Linked DNA regions of Homo sapiens: regions 2 and 3 are each linked to region 1. Evidence: read pairs that join two places in POLR2A ChIA-PET (ENCODE). Cell type or tissue: MCF 10A. All regions are shown on one strand. Links, peaks and the distances in the headings refer to the core of each region. The heading gives the core; the rest is flanking DNA.

The links. ChIA-PET counts read pairs that join two places held together with the same protein. Peaks named below come from ENCODE experiments on the same cell type or tissue, not always from the same donor. Only the 100,000 strongest peaks of a DNase experiment are listed, where the experiment ranks them.
Region 2: POLR2A ChIA-PET joins it to region 1 with 16 read pairs; 19 of 35 experiments call an interaction of 5 or more read pairs at or near these places.
Region 3: POLR2A ChIA-PET joins it to region 1 with 15 read pairs; 19 of 35 experiments call an interaction of 5 or more read pairs at or near these places.

What each region holds. Positions count from the first base shown.
Region 1 is chr9:126,701,956-126,706,955 of GRCh38, reverse strand. No RefSeq gene overlaps it. Among named protein-coding and RNA genes, the nearest start is that of LMX1B, 91 kb to the right of the region's middle. RefSeq lists enhancers at 183-262, 1-720, 721-1,446, 1,352-1,646, 1,447-2,172 and 1 more. In MCF 10A, for the core only: CTCF peaks have their summits at 326, 1,515 (motif pointing left), 4,127 and 4,329 (motif pointing right); DNase peaks (open chromatin) are centred at 295, 1,505 and 2,205.
Region 2 is chr9:126,785,927-126,790,926 of GRCh38, reverse strand. No RefSeq gene overlaps it. Among named protein-coding and RNA genes, the nearest start is that of ZBTB43, 17 kb to the left of the region's middle. In MCF 10A, for the core only: no CTCF peak of the experiment used is centred there; a DNase peak (open chromatin) is centred at 2,116.
Region 3 is chr9:126,778,294-126,784,863 of GRCh38, reverse strand. No RefSeq gene overlaps it. Among named protein-coding and RNA genes, the nearest start is that of ZBTB43, 23 kb to the left of the region's middle. RefSeq lists an enhancer at 5,142-5,311. In MCF 10A, for the core only: a CTCF peak has its summit at 2,903 (motif pointing right); a DNase peak (open chromatin) is centred at 2,913.

The DNA of each region.
Region 1 (5,000 bases), core at 1-5,000:
AAATGTGAAGGAGAAAGTGCAAAGACAGTCATTGTGCTCTGTTGAGAATCATTTTAGCTACTATTTTTTTTGAGCACTGATAAAAATATCTCATTTATTCACCCCAAAACTCTGTGAGATGGTGTGGGGTTTAATCCGGACTCTTTGGTAAGAAGTGACAGAGACTCAAACTAGCTTAAGCAATAAGTGCTTTATTGGCCATGTATTTGTTAGCCCTTCAATGCCTACATAAAGTGAAGCCTTGGGGCCGCCCCTCTCTCTGACTCTTCCTTCTGCCTGTGAATTGACCGTGAGCTCTAGGGCTCCCCCGCGTGGTGAGGAACATGGCTGAGAGCATCCCTGCACTGTGATTCGAGAAGGGGCCCCGACTTCAGCTTTGGACGGGTCACAGGGAATGGGGTGCTCTGGCCACCAGGCTCAGAGCTGGCGGACTGGCAGGCACAAGCTCCCACTGCCCAGGCCTCGATGCCGCCTCTGGCGCAGCCCATGTGGTTCCGGGAGGCCTAAGTGTCTGTTCCCCTGACAGCTGCCCATCAGCCTCAGAGATGGGGCAGGGAAGGCTGGTGTCACAGGAAACACAGCTGGCAGAAGCTTCCCTGGCCTAAAGGAGGTATCCACCTGCTCTGGAGGTATCCACAGGGGACGGCTCATCCCCTGGAGGGATGAGCCTCACTCTGGTCGGGGAGACCCCCTCGTGTGCCTGGAGGCGGTCCTGGGGAAGGGGAAGCTGGCCTGGGGCCTGGGGAGGACCTAAGCCTGCTGACCTTGCTCGAGGGAAAAGGGGCCGGCTGGGCTGGGGCTGCGGGTGAGGGTGGGAGGTGGCAGCTCAGGGGATGGGGGTGGGAGGTGGGGGGTGGCTGCTCAGCTGTCCCCTACTTCCACCTCATGGCCCTCCCTCCGGGCTCGAGGAGCTGCGGGTAAGCGCCGTAGGCAGGGGCCAGGGTGCTGCGGGTAAGCGGGGCCACGGTGCTGCGGGTAAGCGGGGCCACGGAGCTGCGGGTAAGCAGCGCCCCCCAGGCTTTTAGCCTTCCTGATCCTCACCATCTCCAGCAATAAAACGGGGTGGCAACAGTCCCCGCCGCACGGGTCGGCGTGAGGAGTCCGTGGGTCAGGCATAACAAGGCTCCAAAGCGGTTGCTATCGTTTTTGGTTTTTCCCTGCCCATCTCCCTCTATTTTCCTCCTCGTGTGTCTCTGCACTGCCCCAGCCCTGGTTCAGACCCCAGCCTGCCGCTTCCCAGCTGTGTGGCCTCAGGCAGGCTCCTTAACATCTCTGAGCCCGCTCTCCTGTCCTGTGAAATGGGAATGCGCGCTTCCATCCACTCAGGGTTGCGTGGGGGAATCCGCGGTGTCCTCGGTGAGCAGCGCCCACGCAGTGCGGGGCTCACAGAAGCCTCTGCGGAGGCGGCGTCCTCGCTCCTGCCTTCTTTGGCCACGATCAGGAGCCTCCTCAGTCCCCGCCGCCCCTCAGCGCTCCGCCGGCCACGTGGGCTACACCTGACTGACTCCGGATCGCCACCTCGTGGCCTGACGGGTGATTGCAGGTTTGTAGCGAAATTCAGGTCTGTTCTGGGGATTTAACAGCAAAGCGCCCCAAGATTTGATACGGGGAGGGGGATTGGGGGCCACGAGTGAAAGTGGAGTGCTCCTCACAGCAAGCCACCTGCATGTTCGATGCAGAGGGAAGATGCACCAAGGGCCGCTTTCCCTTGGGCCCGTTCCCACGAGATTCTGGGCTTTCTGTGCTGTGGCTGAGCTATTGGGATCAGTTTTCCCAGTGAAGAAATGAAGGCTCTTGAAACTATGGTAGGGGAACACCCAGGACTCTAAGGAATTAAAAATGTACATTTTCTTTGTCTAGTAAGTGGGTAAAGAGGTTTTTGTCATTCCTCTTTGGGCCATGAATAGGTATGTTTGAGAATACATACACTCCTTTGCATTTCCAGTATCTCGTAGTGTGCTCATTTTATTCCCTGCTAAATCAAAGAACAGGATGTGACATGTTAAGTGTCTCTTGCTGCCAAGGACATGAATGACCCTGGCATGCCCAGCGTGGTAGTGCTGGGGCTCTCACCTTCTGCCACCTCCAGCCTTCAGACTGTGAATCCAAGCTGGCTGTGCCCTGCTGCCCCAGACTTCTGCAGCTCCCACCTCTGAGCCTGTGCTCCACCTACCCGCCTCCTCTCACCCCACGCACGCTGACTCATCTTTGCAGGCTCAGCCCGAACGTCCCTCCTTTAGGAGGCTTTCTCTGCTTTCCCAGGCACAGCCATCATCAGCCTGCCACTCGTTGAGTCCTGTAAGTCTTTCTCCTAACTCCTTCTTAGGCTCTGCCCAGGTGGGCTGGGTCTGGGAAGGTTCTGCCAAGCTAGGGCTGAAGGGCAAAGCAAGAAGCAGCCCAGGGCAGGTCTCCCTTCTGTCAGGCTGCAGGGGTTGCTCTGAAGTCAAAGCCATGAACAGAGTCCCCGTGTCCATCAATGCCTGGGGTCAAGGTCTGCCTGGCATAGAGTCAGGGGAAACTCATGCCAAAGGGGGCTTCTGGGGCAGACCAGTGACAGCTGGAGGACAGGTGGTCCTGGGAGGAATGGGGGTTGGAGGGCCATGTCCTCATCTTCCAAATGGACATCATTTGCCCCCGGGGCTGCGAGGTGTCAGTGAGGCAGGACACAGGAGGCTCAGCCAGTGTCAGGTGCGTGGGAGTGCTCCCCGAGTGCTCCCTTCCCTGCTGATGAGGAGCTGAGGGGAACCCAGCAGCCTTCTCCCAACGTTCTGCGTCTCCGCCAGCTGACCACCCTGCAGGCCAGGCATTGACCTGCCACTGCACTGCCTGCATCCAGGGTGCCACTCACATGATGCTAGGGATTGCATGGCTCTATGTGGTGGCCCTCCTCCTGACCGTCCCCCATATGCCCATCTGTCCAGGCTGATTGTCAATCTGTACAGCTGCTGCACATACCTCACCTTCTCCAATCTGGGGTGCGCGACAGGGGCTGGCAGCAGTGAGGGGTTCCAGAGGCAGGACTGGGGGCTCTCAGAGTCATTGAAGATAAGTTTTGTAGGGTGACCTCAGAGTTATACTCCTTGCCTGTGATCTCTCCTTTCTCAACTCCACAGGATCCATGGCCTAAACCTCAAATTCCTGGGAGGAATCATTCCGGAACCAAGTTACTCTCCAAGCCTCAGTTTTCTTATCTGTGCAATGGGCTAGGAGCTGTTCTGAGTTGTCGTGAGGGCCAATGGCCCAAAGTCTGAGACTGGCAGGGGCAGGCATTCCACTAGTGCCCGTCCTGTTTAACACTGGCCCCTGGGCTGGGCACAGCAGCTCGCACCTATCATCCCAGTGCTTTGGGAAGCCAAGGTGGGAAGGTTGCTTGAGACCAGGAGTTCAGGACCAGCGTAGGCAACAGAGACTCCGTGTCTACAGAAAAACTTAAAAAATTAGCTGGGTATGGTGACGTGTGCCTGTAGCTCCAGCTACTCAGGAGGCTTGGGTTGGAGGCTTGCTTGAGCCCAGGAGTCTGAGGTTTAGAGTGAGCTATGATTGCACCGCCGCACTCCAGCCTGGGTGACAGTCAAAATTAAAAATCTGCTCCCAGAAAGGGGGTTCAGAGGGTGACCGCTTATTCCCCGGGACTCAGCCTACATTTTCTCTGCCAACCCATGCCTTTACCTTCTGGGCTAGGGAAAGAAGACAGGCAGGTGACAAGGGAGAGACGGATTAGCACAGCTCCTCCCCTTCACCCCTCACCCCACATTTTTTAGTGACAGGATTTTAAACGGTTGCTGTAGGCAAGAGAGCTGTCAGCCCATTATGGGCGAGGGTGGAGCTTAGAGAGCTCCTCACATGAGCCCAGCCTGTGGCTTGGACAGAAAGCCCCATTAATCCTCCCTCTGTGCTGTGCAGTCTGGGTTGAGCAACTTGATTTCTCTGAGCCTCAGTGAGGCACTCTGAAGGTAGGAGTTTCCTTGTTCCCGGGACCCTGGGCCTGACCTGGAGGACCGGATCGCAGGGCCAGAGAGTCTGGTCTTGGGGAGGCAGCTGGCGTGGTGGCCAGGCCATGGGTTTGCAACTGCACCTGGGTTCGAGCCCTGGTTCGGCTGTCCCTTGCTAGCTTTGCTGCATTGGGCTGGTCGCTTTCGCCTTCCAAGCCTGGGTTTTCCCTTCAGAAACATGGGGACCTGCCTCTTGGGGTTGTTGGAGTGTAGAGGAGGACATGAACCGGAGGTCCTCCAAGTCGTTAGACTCTGAAGGCAGCTGGAACTGCCCGGGGAGGGCTGTGAATGGAGAGCCCAGAAGAGGGTGCAGGGCGGGGCCTGCCCCTAGGGGGCGCTGGTGCCCGCGGGCATCCAGGGATGAGAGGTGGCCTTCGGGTGGTCCCTGCCACAGGTGTGGGGAGAGGAGGTCGGGGAGCAACCAGAGGGCTGGCAGAAGGGAGAGAACACTGGGACGTCAGGTCTGCGGACAGGAGGCCCAGAGGCCTCCCAGATGCAGACATGCAAAGATAGGCAATGACGCCGTGTGGGGTATGCAAACATCTCCACCAGCACGTCGCCACATCAGGGACACGTGTCTCCAGGTGCAGAGACATGCGGCCTCGCCAGGAGACACAGCCATGCACGATGGTCTGACACCTGCAGACCCCCAGCTTCATGCAGGACATATCCAGGCAAACCGGCCCACAGAGCTATTCCATAGACACACACACGTCCACACATGCACACACACCCTGAGAGTTTCAAGGAATGCACCTTGGAAACCAAATTCCCTCGAGTCTCTGCCATCACCACCATACTCCCCATCCCTGCCACCATCTCTAGAGACCCCACAGCCACATCCCATCCCAAGTCCTCACGATTCCTCAGGGTTTGGCTTCAGCTTCTTCCTCCTCCCATGCCGTCCTCCTCTGGGGAACTCATCCATCCCGTGCCTCAGTGGCCAGCCACCTGGTTGAAGACCCGGGTGCTCAGCATCCCGTCTGGTCACTCTGAGGCCCAGCCCTG
Region 2 (5,000 bases), core at 1-5,000, 84 kb before region 1:
AAAAAAAAAAAAAAAAAAGCTTGGCTCAAATTTTTTGAAATCTTGGTGTGAGCCAGGCAAACAATCAGGTGGCTGAACTTGGCCCTGGATCACCTTTTCAGTCTCTGTCCTCAGTGTACAGTGTCCTGCCAAGCCCCAAACCCTCCATGGTGCAGAGAGCCTATGGGAAGGACCATAGTGACAGGCCATTAGTAAGACCCTCAGGACCTAGTGGTGGGAGTGGAGAGGCCTGGCCATGCCACCTCCTCCACAGATGCTCCACGGTGGAGCCGCAAGCTCCAATTCCTGCAATGCTGTTCCGCAGCCTGCAGCCTTGCTGTGCTTGCCTGGTCCATCATGTCTAATACGGGTGTCAGCAGAAAGTAAATTAAATCCACTAGGCTGTAATTTGCAAACAAAACATTTTGTGGCAGTAACTCAACAGAGCATTATGTTTTAATCGGGTTTTAAAAATGTTTTAAAAATCATTTTATTGTGCAGAAGCTGGTATCCTAAGAGCTATAACTCCTTAACTAACAGTATGCTAATGCAATACCCTCTAGTCTAGAGGTTCTTGCCAGCTGGGGCATTTATCTTGATGCTCTTAAACCTATGTACTTTCAGAGTCAAAGCACTACACTGCCTTCCCACCACTTGAATAGGGAACCCCAGTACCACCTTCTGCTGCATTTTCTCCTGGCTTTGAAAGAGAAACAAATTTATTCATCTTTTTATTGTATTTATTCATTTGTGTGTTTGTGTATGTATGTATGTATGCATGCATATATGTATTTCTTTGTTTAATGAACACTTGTGTACTGCTATCTATGTCTTTTGCAAATATTAGCCCAGTGAATTCTCTTACAATCCATCAAGGGAGGTGCTATTCTTAGCTCTATTTTTACAGATCAACAAATTAAGGCACAGAGAGGTGAAGTAACTCACTGAAGGTCACACAGCTGGTAAGTGATGGGGATGAGGGTCTGGCTCTTGAATCCACACTCCGAGCTACCTCACTGTACTGTCTCATCTTTCTGCCTCTAGCCCGGTTCCTGAAGCCCCCAGCCCACCCATCTTCCTGCCCTCTCTCCTGCCACTCCTCTCTCATCCTCCAGACATTCACTCATTCCTTTGTTTTATAGATGTCAAGTGTCTGCTGTGTACCAGCCCCTAGGCTAAATGCTGGGAACCCCATATTGAGCTGTTCTGACATGGTTCTTGACAGATGGAGCCCACAGTCTAGGAAGGGAAACAGCCTGGTGCCCAGGTACCTCCATCCCCTGAAACAAAAGGACTACGGTCAGCCCCAGGACCTCCTATGAGCACCTGTGTTAGAAAAATATGCCGCAAGTGGGCCGGGCGCGGTGGCTCACGCCTGTAATCCCAGCACTTTGGGAGGCTGAGGTGGGCGGATCACAAGGTCAGGAGATCGAGACCATCCTGGCTAACACGGTGAAACCCCGTCTCTACTAAAAATACAAAAAATTAGCCGGGCGTGGTGGCGGGCGGCTGTACTCCCAGCTACTCAGGAGACTGAGTCAGGAGAATGGCGTGAACCTGGAAGGCGGAGCTTGCAGTGAGCCGAGATTGTGCCACTGCACTCCAGCCTGGGTGACAGAGCGAGACTCTGTCAAGAAAGAAAGAAAGAAAGAAAGAAAGAAGGAAAGAAAGGAAGAAGGGAGGGAGGGAGGGAGGGAGGGAGGAAGGAAGGAAAGAAAGAAAGAAAGAATTGCCCTAAGCGTTAGTCACTTTACTACCATTGGTGGAGAAATTCACGTTAAGGATGTGTGTGATGACTCTGATGACTAGGAGTGTGAACTGTGCTCTTGGAGTCGTGTACAACCTCCTCAACTGCATATCCTGGACCTCATAAAGTGGGCCAGGGAAGATCGGAGGAGGGGCCGGTCCAGGAATAGAGCAAGGGCCAGAGAGCTTTCCTGAGGGTAGCTGAGATTTGAAGAAGGAGTAGGAATGTGTGGGTGAAAACAGAAGTGGGGACCGGGCTCTGGGCAGGGAAATAGCATGTGAGAAGAACCCGGGTGGCTTGGTACTATGTCTGTTTAGCTAAGCTGGAACTTCATGTCCCAAGATGCCTTTCCCTGTGTGGTTGTGGGTCAGGTTTTGTTTCAAGAGAAATGTGTATGAGTCAGGAAGGTGGAGATCAAGCAGCAGCCTTGGTTTTGCTTAGTCAGGTGCTATTGCAGCTGACACATTTAGATGCAGGGCAACAGACAGAAAAACTGCTTACCCATCGACCACAATCTCAAGAAAAATCCTAATGATCTGCTCCTCTGAGCAAAGTGATCAATAGAAGGACTAGCACGGGATGAGGCTGGAGGGGTAGGCAGGGGCTAGACCATGAAAGGTCCTCGGGGTCAGTGGAGCCACTGAAGGTTTTATTTTTTTAAGATTGATACATTATTTCATATACCACAAGCTTCACCCTTTTAAAGTATACAATTCAGTGATTTTTAGCATGTTCATAAAGTTGTACAATCATCACCACTCTCTAATCCAGAACATTGTCATCATTCCAAAAGAAATCCTGCACCCAATCACTTCCCATTCTTCCCTCCCTCGAGCTGCTGGAAACCATGAATTTATTTTCTCTTCAGATTTGCCTGTTCTGGATATTTCATATAAATAGAAGCATTCAGTATGTGGCCTTTTGTGTCTGGCTTCTTTCACTTAGCATATTTCTAAGATTTATCCCTGTTGTCACATGTATCAGTACTTCCTTTTCAGAACTGAAGAATATCCCAGGCATTTGGATCATTTCCACATTTTGGCTACTATAAATAATGCTGCTATGAAAATTCATGTACGAATTTTTGTGTGGACATCATATGTTTTCAGAGCTCTTGGGCATATACCTAGATGTGAAATTCCTGGGTCATATGATAATAGTATGTTTAACTTTTTGAGGCACTGCCGAACTGCTTTCCATAGTGGCTATTCCAGTTTTCATTCTCACCAGCAATATATTAATACAAGATTTCTAATTTCTCCACATCCTCTCCAACACTTGTTACTGCCTGTCTTTTTTGTTATAGCCACCCTAGTGGGTGTAACGTATCTCATTGTGGTTTTGTTTTATTTTGTTTAATTAAACAATTGGTTTTTTTTTAGAATTGGGGTCTTGCTATGTTTCCCAGGCTGGTCTCAAACTCCTTGCCTTAAGCAATCCTCCCATCTCAGCCTCCCAAAGTGCTGGGTTTATAGGCATGAGCCATCCATCATGCCCCACCAATTGGTGGTTTTGATTTGCAGTTCTCTAGTAACTAATTACATTTTGCATCGTTTTATGAGTTTTTTGGCCATGTGTATATTTTCTTTGTAGAAATATCTATTCAGATCTTTTGAGCATTTAAAATTTAGTTGCATTTGTGTTTTTATTGTTGAATCATAAAATTTCTTTATATATTCTGGATACTAGACCCTTATCATATACATGATGTGCAGACATTTTCACTTTCTCAATACTGTCCTTTGAAGCACAAATTTAGAAGTTTTGATGAAGTCCAATTTATCCATTTTTCCTTTGGCTGGTTGTGCTTTGATGTTATGTATGAGAAACTGTTACCTAATCCAGAGTCACAAAGATTTACATCTACCTTTTTTCCTAAAAGTTGTATAGTTTTAGTCCTTACATTTAGATCTTCGATCAATTTTGAGTTAATTTTTGTTTACAGTGTGAGGTAGGGGTCCAACTTCATTCTTTTGCATGTGGATATACAGTTGTCCTGGCACCATTTGTTGAAAAGTCTAAACTTCCTTCCACTGAATCGTTGTGGTACCCCTGTTGAAAATCCATTTACCGTAAATGTGTGGGTTTATTTCTGGGCTCTCAATTCTATCCCATTGAACCATTATCTATCTTTATCCTAGTAACGGAAGGGTTTTAAACAGAGGAGTGGCACACCTACTTTGTATTTTAAGACTGAAGTGGGAGAGATCTGTAAGAAAGCTACAGCAGTTGTCCATGTGAAAGATGTTTAAGGCAGTGGCTGTGGAGACTTAGAGGAAAGGGCAGATTTGAAGGCCATTTAAGAGAAAGAACTAACCGGTCTTGCTGAATAGTGAATGTGGGAGTGAGGGGGCAGTTGTCCAGGGCAACTTTCTGATTTTTGGCATTGGTAACTGGGTCAACTATCATAGTGGCGCTATCACACACTCACTGCAGAGGAACATAGGATAAGAAGACCAGGTTCAGGGGAGGGGGCTGAGTTGAGTTTGGGACATGCTGAGTTTGAGGAGCTAGTGGAATATCCTAATGGCCATGCTCAGGAGGTGTTTTGGTGTGAGATTCCAGAGCAGACCAGGCTAGAACCAGAGATGTGGGGCTCATCTGCACATAGGTGGCTGGAGAGGCAGAGGACTGCAGGAATGTCAGAGAGGAGGGACCACAGGAACCCTGATTAAGAAAGAAAAAAGGGCCAGGTGCGGTGGCTCACTCCTATAATCCCAGAACTTTGGGAGGCCAAGGTGGGCAGATCACATGAGGTCAGGAGTTCGAGACCAGCCTGACCCACATGACGAAACCCCATCTCTACTAAAAATACAAAAATTAGCTGGGCATGGTGGCGGGCACCTGTAATCCCAGCTACTTGCGAGGCTGAGGCAGGAGAATCACTTGAACCCGGGAGGCGGAGGTTGCCATGAGCTGAGATTGCACCACTGCACTCCAGCCTGGGCAACAGAGCGAGACCCTGTCTCAAAAATAAAATAAAATAAAAAGAAAGAAAGAAGGGGGGCTTAGGATGAAGAAGAGGAGTCTCTTATTTCCCATTGGATCTCTAATTCATGATTTCAGGTGCTTCTAGGCCCTGGTGGCATTTCAAATTTTCAGTGGTCGAAACATCAAATTCTCACTTTAGGGCATTAGCCAATCCAAGTAGGTTTTGTTTCGTTTCGTTTCCCTTCCTTCCTTCCTTCCTTCCTTCCTTCCTTCCTTCCTTCCTTCCTTCCTTCCTTTCTTTCGACGGAATCTCGCTCTGTTGCCCAGGCTGGAGTGCAGAGGC
Region 3 (6,570 bases), core at 1-5,000, 78 kb before region 1:
ACACAGCTGAACCATATCAGATGCTGTAAAACAGTAGGCCCTGGAACTGGCCTATTTGGGTTCAAATCCCAACCCCACATCCTATAATTTATATACCCTTGGGAAAATGACTCAATCGCTGAGCCTCAGTTTCGTCAGCTGTAAAATGGGGTCATCATACTGGCCTCAGAAGAATGTTGTGGAGACTCAATGAGAATGCAAAGAAGCCGTTAGCACAGTGCCCAGTGTCTAAAATGCGTTCTGTAAGCATCAGGAGGGGAGGGGGAAAAGTGGGCCGGGGACGGCGGAGCTGCCACGGTTCCAATAGCTCTCCAGTTCCTGGTTCCAGACCTTCCGGGAGGCCTGCAGGGAATGGGTGTTGCTGCATATGGCGGAGGTGGAGGTCCATTTCATGTTTTCCACATGGGTACTCAATTTCGTCCCAAAATTACTTACTGAAGACTCTCTCTGTCCCCTACTGCTCTGTGGACCACCTCTGTCATGGATTATGTGCCTGTGTGTTTGAGGGTCTGCTTCTGGGTTCTACCTTCCCCTCTATTAGTCTTTGTGTCTGTCCTTGTGCTGAAACCACACTGTTTTAATGACTAGAGCGTTGTGATAAGGATGGCCTGACCCCTCCTACCTGTTGCCCTTGAGAACCTCTCAGCTATTCTTAGCCAGTGTTCTAAAAAAAATGCATGCCAAGTCTCATCACTCCCAGCCTAGTCTCCTCTGATGGCTTATTAAAAGGAACTAATGCTGGGAATTTGGCAAGGCCTTAGGAAGGGCTGGAATAAGGCCCATGTTGCTACTGGGAGCCAGGCAGTATTCTTTCTCCTTGCCTAAGCAGTTTTTTTCTCCCTAACCTGCCCTCACTCTCAAGTCTTTTTTACATAGATTAACCTCTAGCTTGTTTATGTGAGATTCACCATTCACCCAGAATCCCCACAAGAGAAGGGCGGCCAGGAGCTGAATCAGCAAGCAAGACTCCTTCTCCTTTACCAGGACAAGGGTGTGGAAGGGGAAGGTGGCTTCTCAAACATCGATCATTTTCTCTCTGGACACCTGGCTGGGCACAGTGGCTCACACCTATAATCCCAGCACTTTGGGAGGCCGAGGAGGGCAGATCACTTGAGGTCAGGAGTTCCAGACCAGCCTGGCCAACATGGTGAAACCCCATTTCTACTAAAAATTAAAAAAAAAAAAATTAGCAGGCTGTGGTGGTGCACACCTGTAGCTACTCAGGAGGCTGAGGGCAGGAGAATTGCTTGAACCTGGGAGGCGGAGGTTGCAGTGAGCCGAGATCGTGCCACTGTACTCCAGCCTGGGCAACAAGAGCAAGACTCTGTCTCAAAACAAAAAACAAACAAACAAAAAACTGTGCGTCACTGGCCCTGATTCTTTAGTCCCCCTGCATGTGCACCCTTTGCCATGTAACTTCATGGTCTTTCCCACCAAAGGTGGAGAATGCTCCCACCCTTGACTGCTCTTGGCCAGTGAGATGTGGTGGGAGAAGTATGGGCCTCATTTTAGTGAACGTCACCTCCAGGTGTCCAGTTTTGCAGAAATGTGAGCCATGGATACTTCTTGGGCTCTATTTCCAGCTTCAATCTCCACATCCATCCACTATCTCCACTCCTGTCTCCTCTGCCCTAGTTCAGGCTCCCTCCCCCAACCCCATCCTCTCTCACCTGACTACAGCGGCTTCCAAATTGGGCTCCCTGACTCCAGCCTTCCCCCACCCTGCTCCCTACACTGCGATGCTTCACTGTGCAGCCCGAGGGTTATTTTAAAAACACAAATCCCAGCACTTTGGGAGGCCAAGGCGGACGGATCACGAGGTCAGGAGATGGAGACCATCCTGGTTAACACGGTGAAACCCCGTCTCTACTAAAAATACACAAAATTAGCTGGGCGTGGTGGCGGGCGCCTGTAGTCCCAGCTACTCGGGAGGCTGAGGCAGGAGAATGGCGTGAACCCGGAAGGCGGAGCTTGCAGTGAGCCAAGATTGCACCACTGCACTCCAGCCTATGCGACACAGTGAGACTCTGTCTCAAAAAACAAAACGAAACAAACCCCCAAAAAACCACAAATCTGCTCGTGTTCCTCCCTACCTCTCTTCTCTCCATGGTGCCCCATGCTCTAAAGCTATAGGTTCAAATCCAGTAGCCCCGGACCTTCTGCTGCAGTCTTATCTCAGGCCCTCCCCATTCTCACTCCTTTTCCCTCACACTGGCTTGCTTGCTTTCTCCTCTCTCCCTTGTTCTTTCTTTCTTTTTGTTTTGTTTTTTTTGAGATGGAGTCTTGCTCTGTCGCCCAGGCTGGAGTGCAGTGGTGTGATCTTGGCTCACTGCAACCTCCGCCTCCCAGGTTCAAGCAATTCTCCCGCCTCAGCCTCCCGAGTAGGTGGGATTACAGGTGCCTGCCACCACGGCCGGCTAATTTTTGTATTTTTAGTAGAAACAGGATTTCATCATGTTGGCCATGGTGGGGAGTGATCAAGGGAATCCTCTGGCTTTGGGGTTCTCTCACAGCCTGAGTGTTTTCATCTGTCAAATGAGCACGGCAGCAAGATCACAGCACCTGCAGTGATACAACAAATGTCAGTGATGTAGGCCAGTGCTTGGCACACAGTGAATGCAGGTGAGGGGGCCTCCGTGATTCCCAGGCCCCCATGAACCCCAGGCACACCCAGGTTATCATGCTGGGGTAGGTCCCCAGAGATCCGAGTCTGAGTCCTATTTCTCCCTAGACCCCGGGAGAATGACTGAGTGAACAATTAAAAATCTAAACTGTGTTTTTGGAATGTTTCTGGAAGCTCCAGGCCTGATTGTCCTGGAACCCCTCCTCTCTCTCCCTGCTCAGAACTCGAAATTGGTCTCTAGCTGGCCTCCGGGGGAGCGGCAGTTTAGCATACGGCCAGCAGATGGCGCTGAAAGCTAAGGGAAGACGCCCCCTCCCCTGGGGCTCCTCCCGTCCCCTCCCGTCCCCTCCCGTTTGCCAACTCCAGCTCCCAGGCTGCCCTTCCAGCAGGGGCGAGGCGCCCTCGGCCGTCTCCTGGGAACCCAGGCCCATTTTGGAGAAGCAGAAAGAAAGCCCAAAACCCTGCTGGGATTCCTGGTTGGGGCCTTACACCCCGGAGACCTCCCCGACCTCCGCTCCCTGGCCTCCCTCCCAGGAAATCACTTAATAAATAGGGCGCGAGGATCCCAAGTGAGAGGAGGTTTTCCTCGGAAGAGCCACTTCATCTGTGAACAAGGAACTATGAAACATCTAAGAGCAGTCTGTGACCTCCCCGTCCATCCTGTGTAAAATATGAAATAAGAGTTTTAATTACCAAGCTTGGAAGGCAGCCGACGTGTTTAATATTTAATGTCTCCGATGCTTGTGCCCCAGGCGTGCCAGCACTGACAGAATCGGGGTTTCCCTTGGGTTGGCTCTAAATGTGCTTGGAGAAGGGCCAGGCAGCCCCCTTCCCCATCACCTGGGAGCCTCTTGTAGCCCTGCCTGGACCCAGGCTCGCCCTGGTCCTCCCACTCCCTGAGGGACCCCTGCTAAGGGGGCCGGTCTCCCACCCTAAGACCAGGACCTGGAGCTCTATGAAGGCATCTAGTTCTCGACTCAGTCCAGCTCCTGGCAGGAGTGGAAGTCAATGAAGTCAGGCAGCGAGAACAAATAGAGGGGCCAGACCCATAGACCTGTTTTTCTGTTTGTTTGTTTGCTTTTTTTGTTTTTTTTTTTTTTTGAGACGGAGTCTCACCCTGTCACCTAGGCTGGAGTGCAATGGTGCAATTTCGGCTCACTGCAACCTCTGCCTCCCAGGTTCAAATGATTCTCCTGCCTCAGCCTCCTGAGTAGGTGGGATTACAGGCATCCGCCACCACACCTGGCTAATTTTTGTATTTTTAGTAGAGACTAAAAATGGTCAGGCTGGTCTTGAACTCCTGACCTCGTGATTCGCCCGCCTCGGCCTCCCAAAGTGCTGGGATTACAGGTGTGAGCCACCGCGCCCGGGCTTTTGTTTTTTGTTTTTGTTTTGTTTTGTTTTGTTTTGAGATGGAGTCTTGCTCTGTCACCCAGGCTGGAGTGCAGTGGTGCCCTCTTGGCTCACTGCAGCCCTGCCTCCCGGGTTCAAGCACTTCTCCTGCCTCAGCCTCCCGAATAGCTGGGATTACAGGTGAGCACCACCACGCCTGGCTAATCTTTGTATTTTTAGTAGAGATGGGGTTTCACCATGTTGGCCAGGCTGGTCTTGAACTCCTGACCTCAAGTGATCCGCCCACCTCGGCCTCCCGAAGTGCTAGGATTACAGGCATGAGCCACCGTGCCTGGCCCAAACCTGGGTTTGAATTCTGTTTTCCTGCAAGCTATCAGCCTCTCTGGGAATGACTTTTATTATCCATAAGGTGGAGAATGTATCTCCTATGTTATGGGTTGTTAATGGTAATAGATTGCCACTTTCGAGGCTTAGTATGTGCCTGGAGCCCTGCTAAGCTCTTCGCATTTACTGAGTGCTTGTCATTTACAACAGCTCTGCCAGGTGGCTAAGATGAGATTTGAACCCAAGATATTCTGACTCCAGAGCTTATGACTCTGAAAGCCTATATGCAAAAGCACCAGGGATTTGGAGCTTGAAGGGGACAGGGCCACCCAGTCTTAGGCCCTAGTTTGTCATATACTGTGGCCCCTCCTCCTGTCTCATAGACAACCAAGAAGATTGCAAACGGGGGCTCAGGACAGGAGCCCAAACCAAATCAACCACATTCCTGTTTTTTGTTGCACGTTTCGACTTCCTGAAGAGAGGTGGTGAGCAAGCAAACTGCATTTGATTTTTGTTTTTTTTGTGTGTGTGTTTGTTGTTGTTGTTGTTTGGAGACAGGGTCTCACTTTGTCACCCAGGCTGGAGTGCAGTGGCATGCTCTTGGCTCACTGCAGCCTCGACCTCACAGGGCTCAAGCAATCCTCCTGTGTCAGCCCTTCAAGCCAATCAGCTGGGATACAGGTGCGTGCCACTAGGCTCAGCTAAATGTTGTATTTTTTGTAGAGACAGGTTTTGCGATGTTGTCCAGGCTGATGCATTTGCTTTTTGATGAGTTGATTGGCACCTTCAGTGTGAGTGGAGTTTGAGGGGCCATCTTGGGACTAGCCATGCACCTTGGTTTGTCTTAGACCTATGCACCATCCCTTGTCCAGCTGGCTATAGCCAAGTTAGTGCCCGTGTCACCTCCCTAGCAGAGCACAGCACATGGATGTTATGATGGGCCATGAGGAGGTGCATCAGCAGTTGGAGCCACTTGTGTTAAAAGATAACCAAGGCTGGGGCGGTGGCTCACGCCTGTAATCCCAAGCACTTTGGGAGGCTGAGGCAGGTGGATCACGAGGTCAGGAGACCGAGACCATCCTGGCTAACACGGTGAAACTCCATCTCTACTAAAAATACAAAAAATTAGCCGAGCGTGGTGGCACGCGCCTGTAGTCCCAGCTACTTGGGAGGCTGAGACGGAGAATCTCTTGAACCTGGGAGGTGGAGGTTGCAGTGAGCTGAGATTGCGCCAGTGCACTTCAGCCTGGGCAACAGAGTGAGACTCCATCTCAAAAAAAAAAAAAAAAAAAAAAGACAACCGAGGCTGGGCACAGTGAACCACACCTGTAATCCCAGCACTTTGGGAGGCCGAGGCGGGCAGATCACAAGGTCAGGAGATCCAGACCAGCCTGGCCAACAGGGTGAAACCTCCCCCATCTCTACTAAAAAAGTATAAAAATTAGCCAGGCATGGTGGTACATGCCTGTAATCCCCGCTACTCGGGAGGTTGAGGCAGGAGAATTGCTTGAACCCAGGAGGTAGAGGTTGCAGTGAGCTGAGATCGAGCCACTGCACTCCAGTCTGGGCGACAGAGCAAGACTCTGTCTCAAAAATAAATAAATAAATAAAAAGAGAGAGAGGTGTTGAGAAGCTCATTTGATCCTCATCAGATAGGCTCATGCTGGTGAAGACAGGGGGATGCAGAAACTCTGGTCCTGGCAGGACAGTGAACTGGTGTGGCCACTGTTGAGAGTACGCAACCCATGCCCAGGCAATTCCACTTCCAGGCACAAGCCCCAGAGCAACTTGCACACAAGTAGACAAAGACACTTGCCTGAGGATATCCCTCCTGAAAGCATTTATTTGTACTGGCCAAGGGATGGAAACAACCGAAGTGTCCACTTGTAAAGGAATGGGTAGGTTACCGGTAACATAGCCGAGTAATGAAACCCCATGCCGCAGCTCCATGGAATAAGTGAGAATGATGTGCTTTAGCTCTGGAAGATGGTAAAAATGTAATGCCAAACGAAAAGTCCTGCAAATACTACTTATGAATGCTGCAATCTATGATTTCATGGACACACACACACTGATGACAGAAGAATGTTTGCCTGTGGGAGAGGGGAGAGAGACAGGAGTGGGTGGGAGAAAGTGGGTGAAAGAATCAAAAACAAAAGAAACACACCAGAGGACCCACGTGTGGTCTCTAGTGATTGTGAGCTGAGCTGACGGTCGTGATTGACCTAGTTCCGAGCATCTGAGGTCCAAAGCGACAAAGAAAAGAAGAG